2 separate regions of the Homo sapiens genome follow, and region 2 is linked to region 1. The links are chromatin contacts, found by Hi-C or POLR2A ChIA-PET in ENCODE. All regions are on one chromosome and are shown on one strand. The core of a region is the stretch at or near the end of the contact, and the rest is flanking DNA. Distances in the headings are between cores, read along the strand shown.

Region 1 (4,189 bases), core at 889-3,388:
AAGGGCCCATTTCCAACCACAGCACTGCCTAAAAATGGGCCGATCGGGCTCACCAGTTGGAGGAGGCAATGGCAGCAGCACAGAACGCTGGGGTTTCTTTAGCAGCTCCAGCTGCTCTTGTTGGGATTTCTGAATATTATGCAGGCAGACACAGAGAAGAAAAACAGGGAGAGAGGGAGAGAGGGCATCCAGAGAGAAAGGGGAAGAGAGGGAGGGAGAGAGGGAGAGAGGGCATCCAGAGAGAAAGGGGAAGAGAGGGAGGGAGAGAGGGAGAGAGGGCATCCAGAGAGAAAGGGGAAGAGAGGGAGGGATGGGGGAGAGAGAAAGAGACAAAGAGACAGAGGGAAAGAGGGGGAGTTGGGGGAGGGAGGAAAAGAGAGCAAGATGAATAAAAACAAGTATACTTGGCTGAAACACGCTGGAGTGAGTCAGACAGTGAAGCAATAAGATATAGGAAAGGCCGTCTGAGGCAACGGGCTGTGAACTGAAGGCCCTGGCTTTGAGTTGTGAAATGAGTGAGTTTTAGTTCATCAATATGGAGGAAAAAGCTAGACCTACATGTGTAAAAAGAAAAGTTTAGAAACAAAATAATGATGGCAGTGATAGTGGCTGGTCTATGGACAGCTACTGGAGGAAGCTCAATGTACATTTTACTCATGAAACAAAAAATACATATAATATGTTGAATAAGGATGCTTAGAAGTCAGGCATTAAAATGAGATACATTTCTCCTGCATTCAGGTTTTGCTGTCATTTATCGAAAAGTTGAGGTTTCCTGACAATCATGTTCCCTGTCGATGGCCTTAGCCACATCAGAATGGTTGTCTCCCAGGATTAATGTGTGGTGCCTTTGTGAGCTCACCTGGGAGGAAGGTGTCCCTGGACCTCGATGACTCCGTGCGAGCACCTGCCCTGTGGCCCTCCATCTCCCTTCTGCGAATCGCTGCCAGCACACCACGGGAGCTCCGCACCTTCCACCGTGGACCGGGAGGGCCGTCGTTCTAGACGCTGATGCTGCTGCTCACAGGGAAAGGTTCGGCCCAGGCCCACGCTCTGAGAGTTGTCTGTACAAGGCTCAACCAACTCGCCCTCAGGGCAGGCACAGGCCTTGGTCGTGTGGAACGAGTCGGTGGGTGAAATAACACATCTTCACTCCCAAGTATCCAAGCGTGGGATCTGTGATTGCCGGGAGGAGAGAAGCCTTCATACCGTGACCAACTCACTGGCTGCTGCGTGTCCCAGCTATAGGCTACATGGGGGCAGAGGGCTCCTTCCGTCATTCCTGGAGGACCAAAATCTTAGGCCAGCTTTGCTCAGTCTGCGTTTCACAAAGTGATGCTTTTGACCATGGAGCAAGTGGTGCCTAGGCCTTGAGGAACGCAGGTGTGGGGTGATCCAGGAGCTGCCACTCCAGCTCCACGGCCACAGCCCTGTGGGCTGCCAATGCCCAAATGGGAGGGCCCTGCTGAGGGCTATCACCCACACGAGGCCCTTAGCCCAGGGCAGGTACCTGCACTGATGCTTCCCACCCTCTTAGTAAAGTCCTTCTGGAGCCACCAGCCTGGGGGCCCAGGGGAGGGGCTGAAGCAAGCTGGGACACTCCTGCTTCGCCCGGGTGTCAGCCCTGTGCCCAGGGGAGTGAGCTGCGGGCCCAGAGCAGCTTGCGGCCCACGCAGCCGGCGTTAGCCTTGGGGACCACGTGGGCATTTGTGAGAGAGGTCCGGGCCCGTGCCCCCCACCCCGTGCAGTCCCACAGGGGCCCCTGACTCACCCTTCCCCAGCCCTTGCTCAGCGGTCCGGCCCCTCTGGCTCCCCTGAGTCTGCGCTTGGCCCCTTGCGGGTGGGGTGAGCGCGGAGCCTCGGCTGTCCCTGCCTCGTGGCCCACCCAGGGCGCCCGCCGCCCCTGCAGCAGTAGCAGGACCTACTGCCAGCTTCTCAGTTCCTGTCTCGGCCTTTTTCAGGCCGTTGAAGACTTTTGCCACTTTTCTGACTTTTTTTTTTTTTTTTTTTTTACCACATAAGGGCTTTTTCAACCCCAAAGCACATCAAATGCAGGATGGGAAGTGATATTCGACTTTCCGGCCTCCAGCGCACACCCCTGACGCGCGCGGACTGCAGGGCTTGGGTCGGGGCGTCCCTGGGAAGCTCAGCCGGTTCAGCCCCGGCGAGCCCCGCCCGCGCGCGTCCCCGAGAGCCGGAGGCCCCGCCGAGCGCATGCCCAGCCCTCCCTGCGCGCCTGCGCCCTCCCTGCGCCCTCTCCTGGGCCCTGACTGTGCTTGAATGACAGCTTCACTGCAGGGTAACCCGGAACCTTCAAAAGGCCGATTCTGCAAACAAAATGGTGTAGAAAGAGGAAGAAAGCATTAGTGCAACAAAACTCGATTGCGCTTCGTTTTATGTACGATTTATTTACTTTTAAAATATTTTTTCTGTTTTTAGATTTATTTTTCTACTGAAAAATTGTTTAGTTATCTTGAGGTGGGACAGAATTCTTCATACGACTTTTCCCATTTAAAAATGTAATTATTTTTAAATATGGCTTTAGGAATAAATTACAGTTGTTAAAATGGAGATACATATTATTTATATTTATGTATTGATTATTGAATGGTATATACGCAAGCAACATACACGTGACTATACATATGCATCATGAATACACAAACCTCCCTTGTCTCAGGCCATACTTATTCTGGATTTTAAAGAAGTGGAAAAGTTGGCAAAGTGTCAGAGAACAAGATCAACACATGGAAATCAGTTGTGCGTCTGTATACCAGACAGAAACAATTTAAAACGGAAGTTAAAAGTACAATACCATTTGCAATAACATACAAAACAATAAAATACCTCGTAATAAATGTAACTTGGGAGGCAGAAGACTTGTACTATGAAAACAGAAAAACAATGCCAAAATAAATTAAAACCTATATAAATGGAAAGACACCCTCGTGTATAGTTTGGAAGATTTAATTCTAATTCATTATAATATCTGTAGTATTCTTGGGTTATATGTGATATTTTGATATCTGTTTAAAATGTGTAATGATAAAGTTAGGGTAATTGGGATACCCATGACCTCATACATTTTTATTCTCTGTATTGAGAACATTACAATTCTTCTAGCTATTTTGATATGTACAATAAACTATTAAGCATAATTTTCCTACTATACTGCATGTGATAGCTCATTCCTTCTGACTGTATTTTTGTACTCCTTAACCAGCTCCCCTTCATCTTCCTCTCCACCATTCCACCCCAGCATCTGGCATCCGCCATCCTGCTCTCAACATCCACAAGACCCACTGTTTTAGCTCCCACATATGAATGAGAACATGCAATATTTGTCTTTCTGTGTCATGCTTATTTTACATAACAGAATGATCTTCAGATCTATCCATCCTGCTGCAAATGACAGGATTTAATTCCTTTTTATGGCTGACTAGTATTCCATTGTGTGCATATACAATATTTTCTTTGTCCTTTCGCCTATTGATGAACACTTAGGTTGATTCGATGTCTTGGCTATTGTGAGTAGTGTTGTAATAAACATGAGAGGGCCGATGTCTCTTTGATATACTGATTTCCTTTCTGTCAGATGCATACCCAGCAGTAAGATTGCTGGACTATACCAAACGTAGTTCTAGTTTAGTTTTTTGAGGAACCCCCATACTGTTTTCCCTAGTGGGTGTACTACTTTACATCCCTACCAACAGTGTATGAGTGTTCCTTTTTTTCCACCTTCTCATCAGCATTTGCTATTTTTTGTCTTTGTGATAATTCTAAATGGGGTCAGATAATATCTTCTTGTGGTTTTGAATTGCATTTCTATAATGACTAGTGATGTTGAGCCTTTTTTCATGTACGTGTTGGCCATTTCTTTTGAGAAATGTCTATTAGGTCTTTTGCCCAGTTTTTAATTGGGTTGTTTGAGTTTCTTATATATTCTGATTACTAATCCCTTGTTGGATGGGTAGTTTGCAAATATTTTCTCCCATTCTGTGGGTTGTCTCTTCACTTCGTTGATTTTTTCCTTTGCTGTGTAGAAGCTTTCTGGCTTGATATAATACTATTTTTCTATTTTTGTTATAGTTGTCTGTAATGTTGAGGTCTTACCAAAAAATCTTTACCCAGATCAATGTCCTGGAATGTTTCTCCGTATTATTTTTTAGTAGTAGTTCTATCGTTTTGG
Region 2 (4,624 bases), core at 1,944-4,443, 80 kb before region 1:
GCTTCTCTTAAAAATATTAGTTGTTGTCTCGGGGTTTGCAATGTGTATTTCTGACTAATATAAGTCCACCTTCAAATACCACTGTATGACTTAATAGATAGTGTAGTTAACTTACAATAAAATATTCCTAATACCTTCCTTCTGCCCTTTATAACATTCTTGTTCACTTCATTTATCTGTATGCTATCGATACCTGATATATTGCTACTATTATTTTTTAAAAGATATTGTTATATTTTTGATTAGTTAAAACAAAGAAAAATAAAGGATTTTATTTTACCTTCATTTATTCCTTATCTATTGCTTTTCCTTTCTTTAGGTGGATTCAATTTCTGATCTGTATCAATTTTCTTCTTCTTTAAAAACTTCTTACATTTCTTGCACAGATCTGCTGGTGATGGATCCTTTAGATTTTGTTTGTCTAGGAAATTAATTATTTCCCCTTTACTTTTGTAGTATACTTTTTACTATATATTTTTTATGTCAATGGTTTAAATATTTCATTCCACTGTCTTGCTTGCATAGTTTCAAAGCGAATTCTGTTGTAAGTCTTATTCTTGTTCCCATGCAGATCAGCTGTCTCTTGATTCTGATGCCTTTCAAGACATTTTTTTGTCTTTGATTTCCTGTAGCTTAGGTATGATATGCTTATGTATTCACCTTATTATAATTAATTGTTATTATTATAATATTTATCCTTGGTGTCCTCTGAGCTTTCTGGATCTGTGGTTTAATGTCTGTCATTAAATTTGAAAAATCCTTGGTAATTATTATTTCAAATATTTCTTCTCCAGTTTCTCCTTTTCCTTCTAGTAGTCTAATGATATGCGTATAAAATCTTTTAAATTTATTCCCAAGTCCTTTGATATTCTGTTCCAGTTTTCATTTGTTTTCCTATTTTCATTTTAGTTTGGAAGTTTTTGTTGTCGTATATTCAAGCTCACTGCATTTAAAAGTGCATTAAGAAGTGCTCTACATTATTAAAGATCAGAGATATGCCAATTAAAACCATGCAGAAAGACACCACACACCTGTGAGAATGGTTATAACTGGAGAGACTGGCCGAAGTGTTGCTGAGAACGTGTAGTCAGTCACTAGAACTCCCACACACTGCTATCGGAAACGTGAAATGATACCATCAATTTGGAAAACAGTTTGGCAGTTCTGTCAAAAGCTAAACAGCCACTCCCCAGATTGTCTGGTTTTTCTGACCCTTAGTGCTTACCCAGGAGAAATGTAAGGTTTGCCTTAATAAAGATTTGGGTGTAAACATTCATAGCAGCTATATTTGTGAGAGTCAAAAACTGGAAACAGCTAAAAATTTTATCAAAAGGTGAATGGGTAAACAGATTTTGGAATATCCGTAGAATGAAATACTGTTTGGCAATAAAATAATACAGACAACTGAAACCTTCAACAGCATGAATGAATCTCAAAATAGTTGCATGCTGGAGGAAAGAAGGCAGACAGGAAAGAGCGCACATGGTATGATTCCACTCACATAAAACTGCAGAGAATTCAAGCAAGCCACAGTGACAGAAAGTGGACTAGTGACTTCCGAAGGCTTAAGGGAGGCAGGGAGGTGCCAGGGAGAAGGGCCACAGACACAAAGGCAGGAGGAATCTTTCTGGGGATGATGGCTACATTCATTATTTTGGTTGTGTTGATAGTTTCATAGATACACATATGCCAACATTAATCAAATTGTACAATATAAATATATGCTGATTATTTTATTTTCATCATACACCAATAAAGGTTTTAAAGTTAAAACCAAACAAAAGGTCAAATATTGTATAATTCAATTTATAAGAAAATCTAGCAAAGGAAAAATGAATGTATAGTGATCAATGGCAAATCAGTATTTTCTTGGGGCCAAGTCTGTCAGGGAGTTTGGCAGTGGGGCACGTGAGCATGTCTGGGTGATGAAATGCTCTGTATCTTGATGGTGGTGGTGATAATTCTGCATATCATTTGTCAAAACTCATTGACTATACACATAAAATATATGCATTACACAGTAGGTCAATTATACCTCGACATATTCCATTAAAACTATCAAGTCCAGAGCAGGGTGCAGTGGCTTATGCCTGTAATCCCAGCACTTTGGGAGACTGAGGCGGGTGATCACTTGAAGTCAGGAGTTCAAAACCAGCCTGGCCAACATGGTGAAACCCCGTCTCTATGAAAAACACAAAAAAATTAGCCGGGCATGGTGGTGTCACCTGTAATCCCAGCTATTTGGGAGGCTGAGGCAGGAGAATCACTTGAACCCAGGAGGCAGAAGTTGCAGTGAGCCGAGATCATGCCATTGCACTCCAGCCTGAGTGACAAGAGTGAGAGTCCATCTCAAATATATATATACACACACATATATATATATACAAATATACATATATATACACAAAGTCCATTTCTTACACGTGGATTCTTTGAGTTATTTTTAGGAAAGATACAGATTTAAACAGCCACCATGGAGAGTAGCATTGAGAGTTCAAAAGATGAGAAAAGGGAATTAGAGCTTGAGCTGATGCTATTTCTTTGACTTAAGAATCATTCACACATTGGAGTATATCTGGGTGATTATGAAATATATCTGTACTGAGGAAATTTTTGTAGAATGTTTGAAATCGTGGAACTCTTCTGTTTTGTTTTCATGTAAGGAAACTTCACCTTAGAAATGGTGTTGACATCAGTGCAAAAATTATTTAAACTGTAAGAAATTCATGAGAGCAAAGAATATGTTTTGTTCTGGGATTTTGACTTCAATCCACCTAATTCTAATTATTATCCTGCAATAAAGGAATAAAATCATCTGATTTAGTCATATTTATACAATGTTCTTATTGGTAACTCCTTTGAAGGTTTTAATCATTTTTAGTAGTTGTTTGGTAATAAAGCCCCCCTTTTAAAGTTTAAATGTCAAACTTAGATGTCAGATGAGTAACGTAAAATGTTTGAGCACATACAATGGCCGTGTGTAATATCCGGAAGCATCTTATCAGACTTTTCTCAATGGACTTGTATCCTGAGAGGCTAAGGATGGTTTTAATTACTTGTTGAAGAACACAAGTCTATAAAATATTAAACTATGATGAAATGGAAAGAATATTTTGAGGCAGCTACAGACAAAACCCTGCCTGTCAAGAAGATGAAAGCCTGGAGATGAGTCACCTAGCAGAGGGAGATTGGATCATATTTCCTGAGTGAGGAGATCGCTTCCACAAGGCTGATTGCACAACCAGGATGGCCTCTTGCTGCAGGGTGCCGGGGGCTGGGGGTGAGCTCTGGGTCAACACCACTGAGGCAGAGTGGGCCTGTGAGATGTCCTGGTACAAAGGCCTCCGCTCTCCATGCTTCTGCAGGGCCCGCGCTCCCAGACGCAATCTCTGGGGCAAATACCTTGCTCCTGAGGATGGCATCTAAATCTAAAAATGTTGTGTAAATATGAATGAGCTCATGGGGTGCAATCCCTCTGATACACAATGTTTTCACAGCACAGGGTGATCACTGAAGCTGGAGTGTACTGAGAAGCGTGTTACTGATTTTTAGCTTTGCAGGGGATAAACGGTTTAAATGAGGAAGTGAAAGGCTATGAAAAGGAAAGAAGACTTTTCATCACCATCATGCAATGAATTCCTGCTTTAAATGCCTTGTCCCCACTCCAAGCACAGCAATGAGACCGACCACATGGGATAAAATGAGTGTCATAGGATAAAATGACACAAAGGTAAGCAGTCAGAGCGGGCTTTGCACTTCCACAATAAAACCTAAACACGGGGGAGGCGCCCCTGCCAGTGACAGGGGTGTCAGAGGCCCTGGGAGCCATGGCTTCTGCTGTCCCGGCCTCACACAAGGTCAGTGGTAAATCCAGAAGACAAAGTGTGGGCTCAGAAGACGAGAGGATGAGGGCGAGTCAGTACTGAAGGGACAGTGGTCATGTTCTCATGTTGATTAAACATTTTCAGCACTTTTTAAATCATATTCTTAGATGCCCTCAGCTAAACCTTTGCCCCCCACAGTCTGAATAAACTATTCCGCATGATTCTCACTGGGCCCGCCTTCAGGGAGTGCCCTAGCACAGGGCAGGGTTAATAATTCCTGGGACACAATTCCTGCCAGGGTCAGAAGTCACCAGCCCTGGTTTTATGAAAATGCAAGGTGGCCACAGTCTGAGAGGAATGTGGGCCCATAGCTGAGCCATGACGCTGAAGGACCAGTGCAGAGCCTGGCCAGGAGTGACATGCATGTTAGCAAAGAACCAGAAGTTCTTCCCAAAGTGGGAGCAAGAGGGTATCGTGATGTGATCATCTTCGTAATAGAAGGGCAGCATGCGGGGTTGGAAAGAGGGGTGGACGTTTGTTAGATAATGAGGAGGTAAGTTTAGAAAATTAAACGTAAACAAGACATTGAAGATGAACGGGTAAGCAGGGCAGCAATTAGGAAATGAATAGACTGATGGCCCAGTCCCTATATCAGACAAGGAAGGAAGCAGCTTGATGTATCATAGCAGGTGCCGAGGTTTGGAGAACGTAGGGTATTGTGAAGTGCAGAGAAGGGGCACTCAGTGGCTTGAATGTCTGTATTCCCATGAAATCCAGGTGTTGGAAGCCCCTCTTTCCAG

Evidence for each region. Hi-C counts contacts between places; a loop is a spot of excess contacts on that map. ChIA-PET counts read pairs that join two places held with the same protein, here RNA polymerase II (POLR2A). Pooled maps may share reads with other maps.
Region 2: a map of mammary epithelial cell shows a loop between it and region 1 (8-fold over the local background). The contact joins the enhancer-like site here to the promoter of THBS2-AS1 in region 1. A Hi-C loop is called at or near these places in 3 of 168 maps with a recorded cell type or tissue (CD14-positive monocyte, Calu3 and mammary epithelial cell) and 3 of 50 pooled maps. POLR2A ChIA-PET finds 5 or more read pairs at or near these places in 4 of 52 experiments (A549, AG04449, SK-N-SH and 1 more).

What each region holds. Positions count from the first base shown.
Region 1 is chr6:169,211,161-169,215,349 of GRCh38, reverse strand. It overlaps THBS2-AS1 (THBS2 antisense RNA 1), which reads right to left and starts at 2,138. Exons shown (of 3, transcript NR_134621.1): 1 at 1,772-2,138; 2 at 863-1,176. RefSeq lists a silencer at 2,050-2,399.
Region 2 is chr6:169,291,385-169,296,008 of GRCh38, reverse strand. No RefSeq gene overlaps it. Among named protein-coding and RNA genes, the nearest start is that of THBS2, 40 kb to the right of the region's middle. RefSeq lists a silencer at 3,119-3,319. Within about 2 kb of position 3,193, at least 9 of the 41 ENCODE cell types and tissues checked have a DNase peak (open chromatin) inside an H3K27ac peak, as active enhancers do; they include CD14-positive monocyte and mammary epithelial cell, where a contact is called at or near this core.